Linked DNA regions of Homo sapiens: region 2 is linked to region 1. Evidence: chromatin loops called from intact Hi-C (ENCODE). Cell type or tissue: endothelial cell of umbilical vein. All regions are shown on one strand. Links, peaks and the distances in the headings refer to the core of each region. The heading gives the core; the rest is flanking DNA. Region 1 overlaps RAPGEF5 (Rap guanine nucleotide exchange factor 5). Region 2 overlaps RAPGEF5 (Rap guanine nucleotide exchange factor 5).

What was found. A loop is a pair of places that touch in the nucleus more often than their neighbours do. Peaks named below come from ENCODE experiments on the same cell type or tissue, not always from the same donor. Only the 100,000 strongest peaks of a DNase experiment are listed, where the experiment ranks them.
Region 2: it touches region 1 in a loop (2.5-fold over the local background); 5 of 110 quality-filtered maps call a loop at or near these places.

Annotation. Positions count from the first base shown.
Region 1 is chr7:22,154,715-22,157,634 of GRCh38, forward strand. RAPGEF5 (Rap guanine nucleotide exchange factor 5) reads right to left here. Exons shown (of 26, transcript NM_012294.5): 16 at 2,096-2,174. Among named protein-coding and RNA genes, the nearest start is that of RAPGEF5, 200 kb to the right of the region's middle. In endothelial cell of umbilical vein, for the core only: no CTCF peak of the experiment used is centred there; a DNase peak (open chromatin) is centred at 1,727; H3K27ac peaks cover 500 bases.
Region 2 is chr7:22,209,347-22,212,266 of GRCh38, forward strand. The region is part of intron 9 of RAPGEF5 (Rap guanine nucleotide exchange factor 5); the gene reads right to left. Among named protein-coding and RNA genes, the nearest start is that of RAPGEF5, 150 kb to the right of the region's middle. In endothelial cell of umbilical vein, for the core only: no CTCF peak of the experiment used is centred there; no DNase peak of the experiment used is centred there; H3K27ac peaks cover 225 bases.

The DNA.
Region 1 (2,920 bases), core at 378-2,877:
TTCTCTTCAGTATAACACATACAGAGTTAGATTTTTTATATATGTACATGAGCACCTGAGGGTATACGTCTATAAATGTGTGCTTGCAAACACATGAAACTCAGATGTTGTAAAGCCAGCCAACAAGCACAAGTAGTATTTAATCTTTTCATTATGTAATGAGAGACCCGAGTCACGCAAGTGTGTACTCACTGTAGAAACCATCTGACCATAATACAGTGGAAACTGTGGTACACAGACTGTATTTTTAAATCCCTTCTTTGACAGTTGCTGAGATCTCCCAAAGCTGCATATTAAAGTGTCTAATTCATAAATTTTTCCTTTACACTCCATTTCAGGACAATCTCAGTGGCCCAATCAAGAACACCGTATTTTGCTATTAGAATTCTCATAAGCTTATCTAAAAATCTGTCATCTGCCTTGGTTTTTGAGTTCAGCTTTCTCAGTCATTTAAGAATGACTCCATTTCTCCCATCAAGGTAGTGATGAATTTAGTTTCCAAATGGAGGTCACATTTCTAGTCTTTTTAATTTCCTTTTTATTGTCTGTGGTGCTAATAATTATTACTAGGACATTATCACTATCAGGGTGAATGGGTCCTGAAAAATGTTTTCTTTATGATATTAATAGCAGAAGCTGTTTTAATAGCAATGGAAGTAACTGACACATTACCTCTTATATCAGCTACTATAAATGTATAAAATGCACTAGCTTCTTTCAAATAGACAGAAGGACAATAATATACTTAGATATTCTACTCTTTGGTGTTGCAAAAAAATTGAGAGTGAAGCTTCTGGAGAAATTTTATATGCAGTTTAATTGGCACCACAAAAATAAACCCAGGAATGTTTTCATAGAAATACAAATGAAGCAAAAGTCTAACTATGAGTTTATATGTATAGAACCTCAAAGTAAACACACCACCAGGAGACACTTGACATATTTGGTTTGGTTGGGTACGTCACTAAAACAACAGCATGTAACAAATAGTTGTTTTGTATTTTGCCAATAGACTAGTGAGAGAGAAAAAGGCTTTCCTCCTTCCATAGAAAGATGGAATTTTTAAGCAAGGCAAAATCTGGTCTATAAACCACTATATGCAGGGTAAGTTTACATCTTGCTAAATAAACTGATAAAAAGAGTCTGGGGGCCTCGAAATACTTTGCCTCTTTGCAGCTCAGCTTGGAAAACTACACGATGAAACTTTAAGACAAATGGGCAAGGAAGGTCAGCAACGAATGAATTAGGAAGTTAGATAATTTTATTTTCTCTTTCACTTGGTACGGATGACACTTAATATGAGCCAACAGAACCATGTATCAGCAGCATTATATGCAAACACTATCTAATGTAATAAGCATCCTTGTGACTTCTTTTACAAGTTCCAGAAATTGGGCAAATATTAAATGATCACACTCAGAATTTCAGCATATGAAGAAAGATGAGGCAAAAGAGAGAGTCTGTGAGTTATAATTGCATTAAAATTTTAATTTGCTGTGTTTTCCAGCTCTGTGCTTGACTCAATCTTTATCTAAAAGGAGAAAACCACTGGTAATATTTCTTATTTCACGCAAATAAGCAGTGACTGAGGACACAGTAGATGGGCAGCACTGCCCACACAGCCTGGCCTTGCAGGAGCTTCTACCGTACAGCCTTCTCTCCACAGGAGTTTCTTCTCGTGGACTGAGTCATGGACTGACTCAGCCCAAATCTGCACATTGACTTTGGTGATCCTTCCAGTTAGTCATAGACAATGGGCTGATGAAGGCAGGGAGGAGATGGTTCTAGGAGGAAAAGGCTGAGTCTCCCGTTCATTTTTACCTCTTCTCAAGAATGCAAGGAGGCTCTAGGCATTGTCTCCTTTCCTTGCTTCCCAAATTATAAGTATCCTTGGTGCTTGGGACAGTATTATGTGATCTAAGAAAACCATAATGCTCAAATAAAGAAAAGAAAAACCATGCTGTTTGAGGCTAACGTGCTTATCTGAGGGGTGACAGCTGGAAATGAAGGTTAGTCAGGCTGATATGCCAATGTAGGAGAAAAATGGTGGCTAACTGCTGCCCACCCCCAAACCCTCACTTCAAACCATACTCACTTTCCTCCGTTTCAGTCACAGTTCCTCTATGCTGGAGCCAGTTCTCCTTAAGACTGAATTGGTGGAAAAGGGCTTTATTCTGTGAGATGGGAGAAAGAGAACAATGAATGAATACATTCCTGCCCTTTGGAAAACCATAGCTGTTTACAATATGTTCCAAAAGAACTAGCCAAATTTTTTTTTAATATGAAATCCACCCATCCAATCTTAGAGAAATAAACTGGGAGTCGCCTCAACTAATGCAAGTGGTGGTGGAGATTCTGAGCAATCTGATGGGCCTGGGCTAAGGCCAGCAGCAGGCCAAAAGCCCCTATATTTATTCCCTGCAACATGATTTTTCACATCTGGCTATTACAAACATCCATAGAGTCTCCTGAGATAAACATCATTTCCCCATTCCAACATTAACCTATAAGGTATAAGTTATCACAATCCGATCCTCTGCTATTACATTTTTCATGGAAGCAACTTTGAGATGGTTTCAGTACCTCTGCTGTAGTACAATGACTTTCCTAAGGGACACAGGCATGCTGTTCATTATGATTATCCACCTGATATAGCTGTGTCTCCCAAACTTGTGCCTGACATCTCAGTCCATATTTCTCCCTCATCAAATTGGACTGAGAACACATTCCCACTTGCTACCTTCTCTTTCGGTTGTATTAAAAGTGCAAATATTTTCTTTACAAGACTTCTTTCCTCTTAGAGTCAAGATTCCTTCTACCTGGATTTTGTTTTTTGACATAAACATTATTCAAATTTATATCACTCCAGGGATAGCAGGGAGTCCCAAGACTCTAAAATGCACCACAAAATCAGCAGAAT
Region 2 (2,920 bases), core at 146-2,645, 54 kb after region 1:
TCATCCTTTAATCACAAACCTGTAGGTGTAAATCAATACCTACTTGGGCCGTGTGTGCTCTCATCTCTCCATTTCGTATCCTACAGTTTTTACTTACATATCTTCTAAAATTCTACTCATACATATTATTAGAGAGGAAAGTATTATGTCTGTAGCTTCAACTATCCTTCCCCCCCACCATTTTTAGAGTTATACCTGAGTGTTGTTTTAATACTGAGATAATTTTTAGACATGTGCTTCCAGATGGGTGTTTAATGAGAAGAACTGAATGATCCCATTTATTTTTTGCTGGCCAAATTGTTTGTGCCCACTTTCATGAGTCACTAATTTTTGAGGGGCTAACTGCTAATAGGTAGGGGAGGAGTAGTTCTAAAGAAGTGTTGTCTTAGGGCAAGGGTCACGTCGATCAGCCCAGCCTCACTTTAGGGCCTCACAAAATCTAACTTCAGGAACACAAAGAGATAAAAGCACAAAGCCTGAATTAAGAAGTTCTCTAACAAACTAAAGAATTACACTTTTTGTTAACAAACTATTAACAAAATTGCTTCTGATTACAGAGGCTAAAAGGTATTTACTTTTGCTAGAAGATATTATCAATGGAAATGTTTTAACATTTTCTTGTGACTAATGCACTTCCAAAAGAACTAATGGTCTTAGAATATATTTTCCCCTTTTTAGAGGAAACTGCTTATAATCCTATTTAGCAGGTGCCAGTTTTAGAAATAAAGTTTTCCTTCCCCAAGCCATCAAGACACATGATATCTAAAGTTCTTTCTAATGCCTATGACTCTCAGAGGAAAACTCCAGACTACTCAGACTGATGGTGAAAAATAATGCATCATCACAAACCCCCAATTTGTAATAACAATAAGTTGACTGAGCAGGGAGAAAGTGATAGCATCCAGCAATCATAAAACTCACTTTGGGATTTTATTATGCATTGTGCCATTTGGGGAATGTTAGAATTCTTTATTCACAGGGGTGTCAACATAAAGCTTGTTCTACTTCTCTAAATCCTAGCCAAGGCAAGATCATGAAAGGTTTTAAGAACTATCTGTAGGAAGTACCACTGTCTCCTCTCTTTGATGGTGGAGGGCAAAAATTTTACCTTGACACATTCCACCCCGACTCGCACCTCTGAGGTCACCCAGATATGCTTTATGACTCATTAAGTTTTTTGAGCCTTCTTGTGAATCCATACCTCCAAGCCACTTTCTGACATCTTAATTGTCTCATTATCACCATTATTCTCTACTATTATGTGTTTCTTGGATCTTGAGGTGCCCCTAATCCTTTACTCTGACTCACTTTGCCTCAGTCGTGCCCAGTCATTCCTGGAACCTGAACAAAGAGGACATTTACAAGGATTTGTTAAAATGGTTGAGCCTTGTTCACTGACTTATGTACAAATGTGCCATAAATGAACATACATGCCACATCTTATTTCTCCATTTTTTTTTAAATGTAGGAGGGAAATGCTGGAAAAAGAGGGGAAAACTGCAAAATTCAAAAACCTATTCCAGTTAAACCTAAGTACTGCAACACTGATCTCTTCAGACCAAAACAATCATCCTTTTTGCTTCAAAAAGAGAGCAGATAATTTTAATACAAAAAATAAAGACAAATTTTTATGTAACAGCAAACAAGAACTTGGTCATGTTATAAGTAAAATACGCATATTTAGCATGATTTATTAGAAAAAATGTACTGTACACTTGCCCACAGTCTGTTATGTTCTGTTATGATATTTTCAGCAATCTTCTATTTTTGCTATCTTAAAACAACATTTAGGACTGCTGGATGCCAGATGGAATTTTTCCTTTCCACCCACTTCCCACTGCAAAAGGAAAAAAAGGTTCTTTGCATCCTACATGGACATCTTTTATAAATTTCTTTTCCTCATCTTTAGCAACCAAAGTATATGAATGACTCAGAAATCACCAAACTTTGGCTGAATCAATATGAGGCAAATATACAGCACAGTAAGTTGTATTTAAAGCGAACATATCTGCCTGCATGGTGTTTATTAACAAAAGATATTCACATTATATGCATGCACAAAATTCATTTCTACAAAAACAGGACTGACTCCAAGCCAACTTGTTAAAGAAAAATGGTGATATAGCAGTATATTTTAGGGAAAAGGTAATAAATTAGAAGTGAACTATCACTGGACATTCTGTCTTCCTGGAACTGAAGTCCCCTGACTTGAGCTGCCCACAGCAAATCCTTTTGCATGTATGCTGGTTACTACTTAATGTGAAATCGACAGAGAGGACTGTGAGGGAAGTGGGACCAGGAAGCTTTGAAGGAGTGAGTGTGACCCATTCTCCTCCTTCAAATCTGTTCCCACATTGCAACGGAGGAATGTTAAAAATTTAAATCTAATCATTTTTCCTTCCTTCTTGCTTAAATTCTACACAAAAGCTTCCTATTGCTCTTAGCACACAATGTTTGGATAAACCCACAGGTCCTGCATCCTCCAGCTCCTGCACCTTCTTCACCTGGCCCTACCTCTCCCATCCACAGTCCACACTTAGGCTCCAGCTGGTTGGTTCTGTTTCTAAAGCTGCTCTCTTCTCCACATCAGGCCCCTTGTGTTATCACATGTGTTCTCTTTTTTTTTTTTTTTTTTTTTTAGACCGAGTCTCGCACTGTTGCCCAGGCTGGAATGCAGTGGCACAATCTCGGCTCACCACAAGCACCGCCTCCCGGATTCACGCCATTCTCCATTCTCCTGCCTCAGCCTCCCGAGTAGCTGGGACTATAGGCACCCGCCAGCATGCCTGGCTAATTTTTTGTATTTTTAGTACAGACAGAGTTTCACCGTGTTAGCCAGGATGGTCTTAATCTCTTGACCTCGTAATCCACCCGCCTTGGCCTCCCAAAGTGCTGGGATTACAGGCGTGAGCCACCACAC